2 separate regions of the Homo sapiens genome follow, and region 1 is linked to region 2. The links are chromatin contacts, found by Hi-C or POLR2A ChIA-PET in ENCODE. All regions are on one chromosome and are shown on one strand. Each heading gives the region's core, a stretch centred on a gene start or an enhancer-like site at or near the end of the contact. The rest is flanking DNA. Distances are from core to core; before and after follow the strand shown. Region 1 overlaps LDAH (lipid droplet associated hydrolase). Region 2 overlaps LDAH (lipid droplet associated hydrolase).

Region 1 (4,625 bases), core at 9-2,508, 52 kb after region 2:
AGTATCTATATAATAGGTTGCCATGTAGACAGACCTATTGGACTCATTCATGGAGCCTTATCTGCTATATCTCCAACCACTGTGCTCACAGCACTTGATACTTCACATGGTTCTGTTATCTCCATATGACCTCCTAAGAATTATGATTCAGTGTACTCTATGGTGAGTTCTCAATCTGATTCCCTTTGTTCATCTCACTAGTTAAAGAAAGTCCAAGGACAATGTTACTTTACAGAAATCCAAGATCTAAGGTTCATCAGAAAAAATGAAACTAAATTAAAAGTTCTTCAATCTGTGGATTCTGATCAAAAAAGGAACACAGTAAAAATTCTTACAAATGCAAAAAAAAGAAAAGAAAAGAAAATGATATTGCATCCATTAAACATCAGACTACAAAAAAGAAAAGAAAACTCACAATTATCATTACTAACTTAGAAGTGAAGAATTAATTTTGCTAGCTGCAAAAGCAATGTGATTTAAAATGAAATGTTATGTCAGTCTATCAGAGACGGACATAACATGGTGTCCATAGTGGCTTCACAATCCTTGAAATACTGTTATCCTGATTATTACCACAGTGTAAATAGATTAGCTCCCCCGAAACCTGCCACACACACACACACACACACACACACACACACACACACAAAATACAATTCTAAATCCCACAAACTAATGAGCAGGGCAAACATAAAAGAACACTAGGAAATGAAATATGATCTGAAAATGTCAAAGCACTATAAACAATGAGACTATCAAACTACAAATGTTTTATGCTTCCCTCCATTCTCAGTGTCTTCACTGAATACTCCCTTTATCTCCTCACCATATCTGAAATCTGGCTCTCCCCTGTAATGGGCTCTCTTCCTTTCAATCCTCTTCAGCAGAGGCCTCAGTCACTCTTCTCTAACACCACATATAACTCAATGAGAGCAAAGACTTAATGCAACACAGTATTCCTAGCACCTGGGATAAAAGAGTGAGGGAATAAATACTATCTCCAGGTGGGGAAGTGGGTGGGTTGTCTGTCCCACTTACTATTTCACCTCACTATTACAACAACCTCTTCTTCTTTAAGACTCAAGCCATCTATTTCCATCTATCAACTTTTTAGTCACTCACACTTTCTCTGAAAGCCTTGACCCTTAAATGACAGTTTCACTTGTCATGTCATGTCAGGACATTTCAAAATCCAGTTGGACTGACTGAGCCAAAAACTTTGTCCCATAATTCATTATTATGATGAAATCCAAAGAACTTCACCTACATTAAACTTAAGCAATTCATTCCCATGACTACACCCTGGATCAGATATGCGTATCACAGTTCCCTGCAGGGCTTGTTAAAACACTGATTGCCCAACCCCCAGACTTTCTGGTTCAGAAGGTCAGGGATAGAGCCCAGGAACTGCATTTTTAAAGTTCTCAAGCAATACTTCTGATCCTGACACCAACTTTAAGAACCACAGGCCTAGTATCTTTTCATGAGCTGGAAATGATTAGCATTCAAAACATGGTCTCAACTCTCAACAGAAAAAACAGTAGTCAGGAAGCAGGAGACTTCACTTCCCTCTGATACGCCTTTATACTTTTCCATTTTAGTAACCAATTTCACCTCCTTCTTTCTAGCCTTAGAAGGATATCCCTTCTCGAGTTTAAGATAATGTTTCTACTTATTTTCTCTATCCTATGCTATAAGCTATTCCAAATCTCTGCTCCATCAAACAGCACTTGCCATGACTATAATTTCAAACTCTCCTTCACTACTGGAAAAGTACATGTATTTTTATGTTAATAGATGCTGAACGGACTGACTTCCACAAAGACTGTTACATCCTGGCAGAAGAATAGTTTATTCCCATTAGTGGTTAAAACAAAGAGAAATTCTCGATCAGGAATCTTAGTCCAGCTGAGAATGAAAGTACCATACTGAGAAGAGGCTGGACTAGGCATAACCAAACACTGAAACTACCACCTCCTTTCCCCTGTTCCTCTTTGAACATTAACAGACAGGTTTCCACTCTTCAAACAGGAGCCTGGAAGATTCCTCCCCAGGAAAACTGAACAATAAAAGAAAGAGCTTCAGACACTGAAAGCTGGAAATCCGTCAATGAAATGCTGGGTCCCTACTCAATCACCTTAGGATGAGGCCCACCTAGGGCGACCAACTCCTCTGTTTTGCCCGAGACTGTCATGGTTTTAGTACTGAAAGTCTTATGTCCTAGAAAACCTCTCAGTCCTAGGCAAGCTAGGATGGCTAATCACCCTAGACACACCTCTGGATAAGCCCCAGCTCTGAGTGCAAAGCTTCCAATTTGTTTTTTGTCTTCCTCTTAAACATGAATGGATAGTCAAGGATTGCCAGACATTTGAGGAAAACTAAAGACTAATGCAAATGAAAAAAGGAACACAGTGAAAATTCTTGCAAATGCAAAAACAAAAAAGAAAAGAAAAGAAAATGATATTGCATCCATTAAACATGAGACTACAAAAAAGAAAAGAAAAACAAAGCGCTATTAGAATGAAATGAGTTTCTGGCTTAAAAGGGCCCACCAAAACCCAAGTACCTTGTATGAAAAAACAGTCACACCAAGGTGCTTCACTGTAAAATTTCAGAATCTCAGAACAAAGAAAAGGTCTCGAAAATGTGGGTAGAGAATCTTCACATACAAAAGGCGAAAATCAGAAATGATACCAATACTTCTTATAAGCAGCTCTGAGTGTTGGAAAACAATGATTAATGCCCTCCATTAACGCCCTCCATTTTCCTCCTAAAGAAAAATTATTTCCAACCTAGAGTCTAAGACATTTTGCAGCATGCTGTGTTACTTCTCATGTACCTCTTCTAAGGAAGCTACTAGAAGATATGCTCTACCAAAAACAAGAGAATAAACTAAGATAAAAATGTGGGATCTGAGAAACGAGGGATCCAAGCCAGAAGAAAGTGACAGAAGTCCCCAGGATGGCAACTGTGCAGCAGGCCTGGGGAGCAATGAGTCCAGACTGGAGCCAAAGGACAGAGCATTCTGAAAACTGACTGATGACTCAAATGCATTGAAAGGATTCTTTTCACTTCTAGAGAATAGTTCTAGGATAAATGAGTGATTAAAGCACAAAAAACTAAGCAAAAAGATAACAGAACATCATTAACCCAGGGAAAACAAACAAAAATATATAAGAAAGGAAATGCATGCGCAATTCCCTATAGGCTTAGCTATGTATAATATAATTAATATAATATAATATAATATACATAATATAATATAATACATAGTCATAATAATAAAAGCACTGAATATTGACCTAACAAAAAACTGAAATATTCCCATACTAGGAAAATAGATGGAGAAGGAGGGGTATATGATTGTGCATGGAGAAGGGAAAGTATAAGAAAGCTAATCTTTTTCTTTCATGGAGGAAGACAATAGATAACATCTAATATTAAAAACTCAGGAGAATTGCTTGAACCCGGGAGGCGGAGGTTGCAGTGAGCCGAGATCACACCACTGCACTCCAACCTAAGCAACAGAGAGAGACTCCATCTCAAAACAAAACAAAAGACAACTGAAGAAGAAGAAATATAAGTATTTCATTTAGAAACGAGTAAAGGCCAGGCATGGTGGCTCATGCCTATAATCCCAGCACTTTGGGAGGCTGGGGTGGGCAGATCACTTGAGGCCAGGAGTTCGACACACGCCTGGCCAACATGGTGAAGCCCTGTCTCTACTAAGACTACAAAAATTAGCCAGGCATGGTGGCAGACACCTGTAATCCCAGCTACTGATGAGGCTGATACAGGAGAATCTCTTGAACCCAGGAGGTGGAGGGTTGCAGTGAGCTGAGATCATACCACTGCACTCCAGTCTGGGCAAGAGAGTGAGACTCTGTCTAAACAAACAAACAAACAAAAAAGAATGTGGAATAAATATCACAGGAATATACCAGTGTTAAAAGTGGTTGCCTCTGAGAACATCTGTTGGAACTAGAAAAGCTGATTTTTTGGTTATTATTTATTTTTTTTAAAGATATTGATATTTATGTTATATATTCATGGGGTACATGTGATATTTCGTTACCTGTATAGAACGTGTAATGATCATGTCAGGGTGTTTTAGTACATTCACTTTGAGTATTCATCATTTCTATGTGTTGAGAAAAATCCAAGGCCTCTCTTCTAGCTACTTTATACCAATACAATACACTACTGTTAACTATAGTCAGTCTACTCTGCCGACTATGCCAATTCTGTTGGTATAAATAAGTTCCAACAATAGAACTTACACCTTTCATCTAACTTGCATGTTTGTACCTGTTTACCTCTCTCTTCATCCCTCCTCCCAGCCCTGCACCCTTCCCAGCCTTTAGTATCTATCATTATACTCTGCCTTTACGAGATCAATTTTAGGAAAGTTGACTTTAAAGATCATTTAAGCTTTTTTTTTCCTCCTAATGAAGCCAAAAAATATATTCTGCAGCCAAAAGAAAAGAAGCTAAAGAATATTCTGGAAAAGAATAAAAATGAACAAGTTCCAAAAAATATGTAAAAGTATCATAAAACTGCATTTATTAAAAAACATGAAGAACACATGAAGAGGCGAAAAACATGGAAAGAAACTCCTGGCCACA
Region 2 (4,539 bases), core at 383-2,882:
AAAAAAAAAATTCTTCTAGTGGTTGCCCTAGATTTTGCAATATCCATTTACAACTAGTCCAAGTCCACTTTTTTTTTTTTTTTTATTATACTTTAAGTTTTAGGGTACATGTGCACATTGTGCAGGTTAGTTACATATGTATACATGTGCCATGCTGGTGCGCTGCACCCCCAAGTCCACTTTTAAATAACACTATACCACTTTATAAGTAGTGTATCATACAAAAACAAAATAATCCTAAGTCTTCCCTCCTGCTCCTTGTGTTGTTGTCATTCATTTCACTTATATGTAAGCATACATATAACATATAAACATACAAAATCGAAAGCACTGTTGCTATTATTATTTTGAACAAACTTATCAGTTAGATCAATTAAGAATAAGAAAAATGAACATTTTAGTCTTTGTTTATTCCCTCTCTGATGCTCTTCTTTTCTTTATGGAGATCTGAGTTTCAAACCCCTATTATTTTCTTTCTGAGTTTCCTGGATCTGAAGTTTGATGTCTGACATTAATTTAAGAAATGTCTCTGTCATTATTGTTTGAAATATTTCTTGTTTCTTTCTCTCGTTCTTTTCCATCTAGTATTCCCCTTATGCATATGTTTCACCTTTTGTAGTTGTCCTGCAGTCCTTATTCTTTTTTTTTCTTTTCCCAGTCTTTTTCTTTGCTTTCCAATTTTGGAGGTTTATGTTGAGACATTCTCAGGCTCAGAGACTCTTTCTTCAGCCATGTTCAATCTACTGATAAGCCCATCAAAGCCATTTTTATTTTACGGTGTTTTTACTCTCTAGCATTTCTCTTTGCTTTTTCCTTAGGATTTCCATCTCTCTTCTTACATTGTCTACCTATTCTTGAATGATGCCTTCTTTATCTGTTATAGCCATTAGTATATTAATCATAGTGGATTTAAATTCCTCATCTGATAATTCCAGAATCCCTATCTGTCTGGGTCTGAAGCTTGCTCTATTCTCCTCAGATTTTTTTTTTTTTTTTTTTGCCTTTTGGTATGCCTGGTAATTTTTTCTTGGTAGCTGGACATGATGTACCAGGTAAAAGGAACTTTTATAAATCAGCTTTTAGCAATGTAGCAGTTAGGTGGGGGAAAGGGGAGGGGAGACATTCTATCATCCTATGATTAAGTCTCAGTCTTTTAGTAAGCATATGCCTCTGGTGTACAAACTTCTAAGTGTTTCCTCAGTATTCTTCTCCCCTCTTTGGTAGGACAGGATGGCTAGAGTTGTCTGGAGTTTAGTATTTCCCTTCTCTGATGCAGAAGGTTAGAGCTGACAAGAGTTAGGTATTTCCCTTCCCTTGGGTCAGGCTCTAATAATACCCCAGCAGGTTAGGATTTAGCTAACTAATTTCTCCTGGGGGCAGACCTTGTTAAGAAGAGCACAGTGCTCTGGCATATTTCAAAATGGTTCATTTCACCTTCCCCCTGCCAGAAGCACATAGGGATTTTTCTGCAATATTTACTTGGAGAATCTAATTGAGCTCATGTAGGTAAGTCTAACAAAATTGTGGTGTTTCCCCATGAGTGGGTCCTCCTGGAGTTTAAAACTTTCAGAGTTGTTCATACTGAACCTCCTATAATTCATCAATTACAGCTCAGGTTTTTCTACCATGGCACTGCTTCCTGTGGGGGTTTCTGTTTGTGACTGCATGCTCTAGTAACTTGTGGCTCTCGGTATTTGCCAGTCTGTCTCTCTAGTCTTTTGGGGACAGTGGTTTTCCCTGTGTCCTCCCCTATCCTGGGTCCGATAAGAATTGATTTCTCAGTTTGCTTAGCTTTTTACTTGTTAGGGTTGGAGTGGCAACTTCTAAGCTCCCTACATGTGGAACTGGAAACCAGAAGTCCTAATAATATTTCTGTATATGTCTTTTGGTGCATGTATGCATGTACTTCTGTTGGCTGTATCACTTCAAAGTAGAAACACTGGGTCATATAGTAGGCATATATTCATCTTTAGTAGATAATTACAAAGAGTTTTCCAAAGTAGTTCTACTAATGCTCTTGCAACAGTGTACAAGGCACACAAAGATTTCTATTTCTCCATATCCTTATCAACACTTGTTACATTTTGTTTTTCTAATAGACATCTTAACAGGTGTTAGGTGATATATCATTGTGGTTTTGATTTGCATTTCTCTGATAATTAGTGATGTTGAGCACCTTTTCATATACCTGTTGGTCATTTGCATTTTTTTTGAAGAAATGTCTATTCAAGTCCTTTGCCCATTTTTAAATTTCTAAGACAGTAGAATAGATTTCAAGTGTTCTTATCACAACAAAAGATAAGCATGTAAGGTACTGCATAAGTTACTTAGCTTGATTTAGTCATTCCACAATATATGCTTATTTCCAAACATCATATTGTACCAATCTATATACTTTCTATTTGTCAAATAAAAATATATATTAAAAAATAAGATATAATTGAGGCTAATAACTAATCAAGTAAATGACTGAGCATATGTATGTTAATTAGCTGTAATACATGATTTATAATAAATGATCATAACAATTTAAGCAATAAATAATAATTGAATCAAATATGTATGATGGTAGTAAGTCACAAGTCCTATGACGGGGCAGATAAAATAATAAAAGAGGACTAGAAATTGCTAGGGGTGGTGGGATAGTTTTAAATAGGGTGTTCAGGAAAGGCTTTGATGAAAGGTGACATTTGTGCAAAGGCAGTTAGGGGGTGAGCTAAGAGATGCTTGGAAAAATAAATTTTGTGGGGAGAGGGAAGAGCATGTGCAGAGGCCATAGAAAGCTAAAGTGGTGTGTTTGAGTAAGAGCCAGGTGAACAGTATTGCTGGAGCAGAGTACTTGAAGAAGAGAGCAGTTCAAGTGTTTACTAAAATGTCCTCAATGATTTAAAGAATATAAATGATTAATTCAGTTAATACCAAACTAGAAGAATGTACCACACAGATTCCAGACTGGTTATGTAACCCATAGTACATAAGGAACTTCAGATTGATCAAATCAGCTGGCAGAAACAGGAAACAATCCATTACTTTTATAAACGATCCTTTACTGTGACCCATGTTAAGCAAAACTGCATGTAAGGGAAACTCTAAAAATATATAAGCAACCACAGGGTTATATTTGATTGATCTATATCAATAACAAATTGAGAATTAAAATGCAGTCTGAAATAATGGGAATGGACCAAAACAATAAGGAAGTTCTAATATGTACATTGAATGCGTCACTGCCTTGTAAAAATATAAGAAGACCAAAGACCTTATCACAACTAATACTTAGTTGATGAGACTGGTTTTCCTCTCTTGCCTTTGGAGAACAACAATTATTACCTGCTGGGTGACACTTTTCCTAGATATTGTAATGATAATTTCAATGAAATTTGCAGTCCAAATTTGATAAATCACAGTAATAAAAATTTTTCATTCTTCATATTGGTAAAAAAAAAAATCACCTAAGTCAAGGAAGTATGCCTAATTTGATAACACAGCTGTGTGGTGAAGGTTTCCAAATCTGTGTACACGACCAAACATTTTCTTATGTTACTATCTCATTAAAAAAAGAACTCCCATGTTAGCCAATTCATTCTATCCTAAGAAAACATTTTCGCATATTTCACATTCTCTTCTGTTATCTACCAGAATGAACTTTTGATAATGAAGCACAACCGTGTTTTCTTGAACAGTACAGGAAGGTAAATATGCACACTGGGAATTTTTATACTGGATACATTTGCAGGGGTTAGAGGAAAGTATTTTGATGCTTATTTTTCTTGAATTTATTATTATTGTTGTAATCATTTTTTAGAAAAGGAGCTAAGAAACAATTTGAGGTATGGCCACAAGGTAAGAAGTATGGTGCTTAGGTGTGGATTGTGCACAACCTGTTTCATTAAATAGGCTTTAAAAAAACAGTAAATCTTCAAAATCCTTGAAAGACTTCACCTGTTTATATAGCTTATTACAGATGCATCCATTTTTCTGGGAGAGCAGCAATGGTGCCTATGTGTTATGACTAAGTGAAGCTGCGACAAATAGTACTTCAACATCTTCAAAAAAACATTATCACTGCCACCCTGCCTATTTGTTTATTAGTTTAACCCACCCAATGTATTTATGGCAGGGTGCTTCTCCACCGTACAAGCAGAAAACAAACAAAAAAATAGCACACAGTTTCTCTTTTTATGTGACTGCAATATTTGTAAGGCATGTCTTAGCCAACATGCAATGTCAACCAGACAGCCTTCAAAGATAAACTTGCTAGCTGTCAAAACATAGGTCTAGAAGTAATCCTAGTTTAGTTTATCTCCTCTTCCCATAAGGCCATGTGTTCTTCTCCTTAGGATCACACTGGAAACACAAGCTTAGTAAGCTTATTTACTAAGTATGCAGTTTATAAACTGCAAATGCCATTATATTTTAATCAAGAGTTTGCTTTTTGAGATTTTCTACTCTGTCTTAAAAACTTCATATGTCAGAAAGATAAGAATATGCCTCGCAGGGAAGTACTTGGATTAACAGTAGTAGTGATAGCTTACTATT

What was found. A loop is a pair of places that touch in the nucleus more often than their neighbours do. ChIA-PET counts read pairs that join two places held with the same protein, here RNA polymerase II (POLR2A). Pooled maps may share reads with other maps.
Region 1: a pooled map shows a loop between it and region 2 (3-fold over the local background). The contact joins two enhancer-like sites. A Hi-C loop is called at or near these places in 2 of 168 maps with a recorded cell type or tissue (endothelial cell of hepatic sinusoid and posterior vena cava) and 1 of 50 pooled maps. POLR2A ChIA-PET finds 5 or more read pairs at or near these places in 1 of 52 experiments (OCI-LY7).

Annotation. Positions count from the first base shown.
Region 1 is chr2:20,795,338-20,799,962 of GRCh38, forward strand. The region is part of intron 2 of LDAH (lipid droplet associated hydrolase); the gene reads right to left. Among named protein-coding and RNA genes, the nearest start is that of LDAH, 25 kb to the right of the region's middle. Within about 2 kb of position 1,259, at least 2 of the 41 ENCODE cell types and tissues checked have a DNase peak (open chromatin) inside an H3K27ac peak, as active enhancers do.
Region 2 is chr2:20,743,244-20,747,782 of GRCh38, forward strand. The region is part of intron 4 of LDAH (lipid droplet associated hydrolase); the gene reads right to left. Among named protein-coding and RNA genes, the nearest start is that of LDAH, 78 kb to the right of the region's middle. Within about 2 kb of position 1,633, at least 2 of the 41 ENCODE cell types and tissues checked have a DNase peak (open chromatin) inside an H3K27ac peak, as active enhancers do.